3 separate regions of the Mus musculus genome follow, and regions 1 and 3 are each linked to region 2. The links are chromatin loops, found by intact Hi-C in ENCODE. Cell type or tissue: left cerebral cortex. All regions are shown on one strand.

Region 1 (2,500 bases), 200 kb after region 2:
CCCCCCTCCCACTTCTCTCTCCCCTCTGTAACACCTTTTAACTGTGTGTGGAAGCTAAATAGCATCTTGCATACTTGAGGAGTATTCTAAGTCCTCGATTTTTTAGAAAAGCCCATTCTCCAATGTGCAAATACATCCCCATCTACAGTCTAGATAACTGAAACTGTGCTCAACAAGTTTCAGGGCAAGGTCAATGCAATTGGGATATGGCTGCTTCACTGGGGTACTTACTAGGCAGCAGGAAGGAATATGCTGAGCTGATGTCATGTCACACTTCACAGCCTGAACTTAGTTTCCCTTAAGTGACCTTTGAGTTCCTTGGGTGGGGGAGAGGAATCCACTGTGCTATTTAACCCCACTGTACTCACACTAGTTTTGGCATTCTGGTATGTACAGAGTGAGTGGGGTGAGGACTGGTGATTTTCTGGAAAGAAGCATAGAAAAGTTCTGTGGGGTAATTGGGATAAGCACATCCTGAGTACATGGTAGTTACTTTTGTTTTTTTGTTTTTTTGGGTTTTTTGTTTGTTTGTTTGTTTCTCTACCATTATCATAGAAACGTCTCACACAAGCAATAGCCAAAGCACATCTTCAAGATGGCCTCTCTCTACACAAGGATGGGGCTCAAACCAGTACTACAGAGGCTAAAAAGAAAACGGTGGCTACCGGTCATGAAACACAAAAGTCCTCCCCAGCAACAATAGCGTTTATTAAAAAGATTAGATCTTCAACTCTGAGCAAGTCTCCATCTTTCCAGGCCAGCCTGGTCTACAGAGTGAGTGCCAGGACAGCCAGGGCTACACAGAGAAACCCTGTCTCGAGAAAAAAAAAAAAAAAAAGGGAAGCAGTATATATTCAATCAATACTAGTGCCCTTTGTAGACTTGAAAACAGAGCTATGTGCAAGCCTCTGAGAAATGCAAAGAGCTTCATAAGTGAGATTTAATAATGCTTGCAAAATTTTAGAAGTTACATTTTCGTAAATCTTCCACCTAAAAGATAACCTTACTGTACTATATCCGGTTTTGTAGATAAGTGTATGGATAACAACCTCCTTTTTAAAAATGATGAGTGGCTGGGAGAATTATAAACTATCGGTTGTCAGAACCTACAAGTACGCTCCTGAAGGACACAAACTAGTGACTAAGAACTCCAAGAGAAAAGCGGAAAACTCATATTCCCCTCGCCACAGGGGCTGTGCCTTCCGCCTAGCAATAGGATTCAGCCAGTGAGTTAGAGGGGCGGATACAGAATCACCTTCCCGCCCGCGCCTTTTCAGTCCTCTAAAAGGTCCGCATTCGCCATATATATACCAGCTGTAGAGGGCGCTTAAGGAATTTCAACTCAGTGCTCCATAGCCATGTCTGGTCGTGGTAAGGGAGGAAAAGGCCTGGGCAAAGGCGGCGCTAAGCGCCACCGTAAGGTTCTTCGCGATAACATCCAGGGCATCACCAAGCCCGCCATCCGCCGCCTGGCCCGGCGCGGAGGAGTGAAGCGCATCTCCGGTCTCATCTACGAGGAAACCCGCGGTGTGCTGAAGGTGTTCCTGGAGAACGTGATCCGCGACGCCGTCACCTACACGGAGCACGCCAAGCGCAAGACCGTCACCGCCATGGACGTGGTCTACGCGCTCAAGCGCCAGGGCCGCACCCTCTACGGATTCGGCGGTTAAGCTCACCTGGAGCTTCTTTCTCAAAGGCCCTTTTCAGGGCCACCCACTTTGTCATAAAAAGCTGTTTGCATTTCTCGACTTGTAATTGTTCTGTCCCTAAAGTTCAAAATGGCGGCTGAGACTTTTCAAAAGGTAAATCTAGGCAATGAAAGTGCTTCCCCAGTAGTTTGTAGTAATTATAACACATCAAATCCAGACAAGGTCTACTGCTTTCTCCCAGTGCTTAAGCTGAGTCTTATTCCCTTGAAGGTGCTAAATACAAAGGGCAAAAGATACTTTTGAAGAGATGATGAACAAAATTCTTAGGCCTAAAGAGCTGTTTTAACCTGTGTGCTCTTTCCCCTGTATCCTTGATTACAACCCTAACGTTTCACTTCTGGGCTAAAGCTCAAGGCTGCCAGCTCTTCCTGACAACGTTGCTCCAGAGGGAAAACTCCATTACTAGTTAACAGACTGGTTCATATTTTTTAAGTGGCCTTATTACTTAGCAACTTAGACTTGTTACCCTGCTATGAGCCAGGCTTTCCACATTGAGAAGGATTCGACTACTAAATGGCTTGTTGACTTCCAAATTTACAGCTCCTGCTATACATGAGATCACAACCACTCCCGCAGTCAAAATGATGGGCCCAAAAGCACACTAGTGACCCTATATTCCTAACTTAGCAATATCAAGATTACATGCTTCCTGGCACACATCCTGTTTTTCTCATTCTTCTGTATGCTTTCTGGGTCCTTTTCAAATTATTTTAATGATGAGTTATCTTTTCCCCTGCAGTGTTTTTTAAGCAATTTTAAATAGTTTTCATCTCTTTTGTACAAAAATAAAA
Region 2 (2,500 bases):
CTCTTCTAATATCAAGACAAGGTCTTACTAAACTACCAAGGCTGTCTTTGAACTCATTCTGTAACAAAGGGGACTTCAAACTTGTGATCCTGCTGCCCCACTTAATCTATGGAAGAGTATCAGGGAGTGCAGATGTGATTTAAAATAAATTATCATTTTGTAAGCCAGGTTTTAATGTCATTGTTGTATTTGCTATTATTATCCCTGGAAAATATATCCACACGAATCACCCACAAGTTAAATCTTGGTAGTTTGTTGTCTATTCACATTCCCGATATAGGCAGTGTTACATGTAAGAAAGTAGTGGGAAAGGGATGGGAGCCAATGTCTGGAGTGAGAGGTTGTGTAGAGAGGCCTCTGTAGTTTAAAGTTCAGAAATATAGTGAAAAAATTTACAAAAACTAAAAATTTCTGACGATTGCTTGAAATATCCCAGCATAATGTAAATTGTATTTAACTTGAAATACTACTTTTCAGCATCTATTAAAACATAGAAAACAAAATTTTTTAAGTTTTGTACTAGATTTCAATGAGTAACAGCAAAAACAGTAAACATTGCACAAGCTTCAGGACAGACAAGTGTTGGAACCAGAAATATGTGAACAAAAGACACCTGGATATGACCTGTAGTGGAAATTACACAAGAGAGCACAAATATATAGCACGAAAACAAAAACAAAAAAAGACAAAACCCAAGAACAGACCAAAAAGGAATCAAGACAGGCAATGCTTATGACATAAAGCCTGACAGTCCATTACTTTTGGCCACTTATTGTAATATGTAAATTACTGTTTAATTTAAAGGCAGTTTCCAGGACATGAGCTCAAATACCAGCAACAACTGAAGTGAGAACTGATGCCTACTGAAGAAAGCAACAGTATACTTTGTAACTAGATAAATCTTTGAAAAACAAAGTTTCCAAGACAGTAGAAAAGTAACAGCTGCTTTTACAGAAACTGTGGGTGGCTCTGAAAAGAGCCTTTGGGTTCCAGTTTGCACTTTGTTTCGTTTAAGCCCTCTCCCCACGAATGCGGCGGGCGAGCTGGATGTCCTTGGGCATGATGGTGACACGCTTGGCGTGGATGGCGCACAGGTTGGTGTCCTCAAACAGACCCACAAGGTAGGCCTCGCTCGCCTCCTGCAGAGCCATGACGGCCGAGCTCTGGAAGCGCAGGTCGGTCTTGAAGTCCTGCGCGATCTCGCGCACCAGGCGCTGGAACGGCAGCTTGCGGATCAGCAGCTCGGTCGACTTCTGGTAGCGCCGGATCTCGCGCAGCGCCACGGTGCCGGGACGGTAGCGGTGAGGCTTCTTCACGCCGCCGGTGGCCGGGGCGCTCTTGCGGGCGGCCTTGGTGGCCAGCTGCTTGCGCGGGGCCTTGCCGCCGGTGGACTTGCGAGCGGTCTGCTTAGTACGAGCCATGACTTTAACAAGGGAAAATAGACTGACACTATAGTGAGCTGCAAGGCGCTGTCCACCTTTTATACAATCAGACTATCCGCTATTGGACCGAAGAACATTCAAAGGGCCCGCGCTTTGTTGGGATTGGTCAGCCTCTGCTTCTAAATCCTGGTTAAAAAGCTTTCAGAACATGCACACTCTCCGCCTCTCTTCCCCTCCATCTTTGCTATCACTTTAATTTTACACTGTAGTGTATATAACTCCTGTGAACAGAAATTTTACATAAGAAAGTTTTACATAATTTTACTTACATACATACATCAAATTGTCTCAAGCTTTGAAAACTCAATTCAGGTAATCAAACAAGTGAACATAGAAATTTAAAGTAGGTTTTGTGAGCTTTGCAAGACCTAGTTTAAATAAATGTAGTTTATCAATTCTAAAATCAAATATTTGCAAACCGATACACACAGGCAGATCATGTTAGTTAAAATACTGCCGAAACTATGGAAGTGGGATTTAATGGCCCTTAGCCCTTACTACCATTATGCTCTAGACAATCGTGACGTGAATGACAAACCTGGGTGCCAAATTTCTACTAAAAATTTATATAGTATGTTCTAAAGGTTTCATCTCTTACACACTTTTGACTCAAACTAAGGAAGGTCGTAAGATTTATCGCAGGGACTAACAGTATTAAAATCAATTTACTAAGATTGAAAGCTACTTCGTAACTTTTTCATATGTAGTATAAAAACTGTAGTGGAAGAACGTTTCACGAGGTGGCAGCTCATTTTATGGAAAGATGTGGGTGGCTCTGAAAAGAGCCTTTGTTTTGGTTAACTTTCAACTGGGCAGTACAGACAATCGCCAGATTACTTCCCCTTGGCCTTGTGGTGGCTCTCGGTCTTCTTGGGCAGCAGCACGGCCTGGATGTTGGGCAGGACGCCGCCCTGCGCGATGGTCACGCGGCCCAGCAGCTTGTTGAGCTCCTCGTCGTTGCGGATGGCCAGCTGCAGGTGGCGCGGGATGATGCGCGTCTTCTTGTTGTCGCGGGCCGCGTTGCCCGCCAGCTCCAGGATCTCGGCCGTCAGGTACTC
Region 3 (2,500 bases), 190 kb after region 2:
GCAAGAACATGCCCACCCACCCACTCAGGCCATTGAGGTTTGACCCTGGGAGTCCTGGGTAAAGGCTGTTTGCTTCGGGAGACCTCCCCTGTCAAGTCTGCCCGTGTTCTTCATTTTCAGTATGGTATGCAAAGGAGCTATCTATACTTGGGAATTTCTAACTTGCTGAGAACCTGGATAGTAGCCTATATAGCATGTGAGTGCTTTGGGTGCAGTTGTCTGCTGAAATTCACTAGATCTGACCTGGTAAAAGGTCCAAATAGAAAATTTGGACATAATTTTTAGAGCTACATTTAAATACTTAAAAGCTAAAAGCTGTTCGGGCTATGGAGATGAGAAGGTCCTTAAGATCACATACTTACTACCCTTCCAGATGGGTTCAGTTCCCAAAACAACCATCTCCAGTCCCGATGGGTCTGAGGCCCTCCTCTGGCCTCCAAGTCATGTGCTGCAATGTATACACATGCTGGTAAAACCCATACACATCATTTTTAAAAAGGAAAAAGAACAAAACAAAAAACAAACAGCAGCTGTCAGAAAGTCACATTCACTTGCCCTGTCTTGTCCTGCTTCCAAGCAGAAAACAATCCCCCACATTGAACCTGCAGAAATTGCATCCCATTTATCAAGGGAAAACATTTACTACAGGCTGTATGGAGTATACATAAAAAGCACTATGACCTAATCCAAACTGAATCTTCCCAAGTGTCCAGTTAGGTCTTCTGCGGGTCTTGACTTATGAGGGCTCCTCAATCATGCGCTATTTATTGATATATGTCTTCTCTTGAGAATCATCGTCACAGTGAACAGAGTTGGAAAACTGGGAAATTGGGTCATGATGCATTCATTCTTCCACTTCCCCTGTGTATTTTTTATACAAGATTGTGACAGAAAACTATTTAAGAGCATCTCAAAATATCTGGTGCCCATCCCCTATCTCAACATGTTCCTGTTTTCAGATTAGTAAAATGAAAGGGAAAATATTGGGATTCTTCCCAACATTATTTTTCACTGCAGGATTATGCAAACGAGGAGTTACCGATCTAAACTCTGATTGGACCAAATTTCTAAAACCTTGTGGACAAAAGAAATGACTAGGGATAGTGTAGATTGCTTGACCACCACTAGGTGACTTTTGTACCCTGTGGATTCGTTTTATACTTGCTATTAACCGACCATACTGTAATTTGAAAATAAGCTGACTCATCTGTGCCTGAAAATAAGAAAGGTTCTAGCATGTGGGCAAGAACAAAGTATTATTTATCTCGGACCGTCAGGTCTCCACAGATGAACCGCAAGTCAACACAAAGGATCTTCAGAAACACCGCGACGCCATCTTTCTTGAGTTTTCGGGTAGTTTCTCGCTCTGCTCCAACACAAAACAAAGAGATCGTGCTGGTCTCTGGAAAGAAATTTAACTTACATTTTAAACACATTAAAAACTACACTTGTCCTTTACGTGACACTAACTAACCCGAGGAAAATAATAAACAAGGAAAGGCTTCGTAGGTGGAGCATGGTTCCGGGAAACTGGAGGTAGAAATTAGCAAAGCTCCTGGCAGGTAGTGGCCGCCAGATAAACTGCATTAGCAATTTCCATGTGTGTGTGTGTGTGTGTGTGTGTGTGTGTGTGTGTGTGTGTGTGTGTGTGTGTGTAAATATGTGCATGAGTGTGTGTGTATATATATATATGTATACATATACATACATATATAGATAATGGCAGAGGCAGGAAAATGGTTAAACTAGAATTTTAGAGCACTTTGTTCTGGGAACATGCTTTGTGTATAGTAAGTCAGGTTCACAACCGGAAGATGACACGAGTAACGTTCGTCTGTGAAATGTCTCCGGGCTTACCAAACAGCAGTTAGAACCTGATTATTTAAGGGGACGGAATTACCATTGGTTATTTACCAATCAAAAATCGTACTACAGGAATCGGCCAATCGTCAATCCCCAGATGCACTTCCGCAAATTCCGAATGACGCCTGAGTGCTGCTGGCCAGAATCCAATCAGAGCGACGCATTTCCAGCATAAATAGCAGCAGCCCGAGCCCTCTGCTCCCGTTTCTCCTCCTCTGCAATGGCTCGTACTAAGCAGACCGCTCGCAAGTCCACCGGCGGCAAGGCTCCGCGCAAGCAGCTGGCCACCAAGGCCGCCCGCAAGAGCGCCCCGGCCACCGGCGGCGTGAAGAAGCCTCACCGCTACCGTCCCGGCACCGTGGCGCTGCGCGAAATCCGGCGCTACCAGAAGTCGACCGAGCTGCTGATCCGCAAGCTGCCGTTCCAGCGCCTGGTGCGCGAGATCGCGCAGGACTTCAAGACCGACCTGCGCTTCCAGAGCTCGGCCGTCATGGCTCTGCAGGAGGCGAGCGAGGCCTACCTCGTGGGTCTGTTTGAGGACACCAACCTGTGCGCCATCCACGCCAAGCGTGTCACCATCATGCCCAAGGACATCCAGCTGGCCCGCCGTATCCGCGGCGAGCGGGCTTAATAGGCA

The links. Peaks named below come from ENCODE experiments on the same cell type or tissue, not always from the same donor. Only the 100,000 strongest peaks of a DNase experiment are listed, where the experiment ranks them.
Region 1: it touches region 2 in a loop (4-fold over the local background); 6 of 42 quality-filtered maps call a loop at or near these places.
Region 3: a loop joins it to region 2, with 5 times the contacts of the local background. A loop is called at or near these places in 9 of 42 quality-filtered maps.

Annotation. Positions count from the first base shown.
Region 1 is chr13:23,550,502-23,553,001 of GRCm38, reverse strand. It overlaps H4c6 (H4 clustered histone 6), which reads left to right and starts at 1,334. Exons shown (of 1, transcript NM_175655.3): 1 at 1,334-1,716. The coding sequence starts at 1,359. The coding sequence ends at 1,670. In left cerebral cortex, a CTCF peak has its summit at 1,317; a DNase peak (open chromatin) is centred at 1,306; H3K4me3 peaks cover 1,039 bases; H3K27ac peaks cover 1,143 bases.
Region 2 is chr13:23,751,301-23,753,800 of GRCm38, reverse strand. H2ac4 (H2A clustered histone 4) reads right to left here. Exons shown (of 1, transcript NM_175660.3): 1 at 2,209-2,500. The coding sequence ends at 2,276. It overlaps H3c2 (H3 clustered histone 2), which reads right to left and starts at 1,456. Exons shown (of 1, transcript NM_178203.3): 1 at 961-1,456. The coding sequence starts at 1,421. The coding sequence ends at 1,011. In left cerebral cortex, CTCF peaks have their summits at 1,488 and 2,336; DNase peaks (open chromatin) are centred at 1,540 and 2,279; H3K4me3 peaks cover 667 bases; H3K27ac peaks cover 615 bases.
Region 3 is chr13:23,561,949-23,564,448 of GRCm38, reverse strand. H3c6 (H3 clustered histone 6) reads left to right here and starts at 2,064. Exons shown (of 1, transcript NM_178205.3): 1 at 2,064-2,500. The coding sequence starts at 2,084. The coding sequence ends at 2,494. In left cerebral cortex, a CTCF peak has its summit at 1,127; DNase peaks (open chromatin) are centred at 1,133, 1,259, 1,956 and 2,446; H3K4me3 peaks cover 1,476 bases; H3K27ac peaks cover 2,045 bases.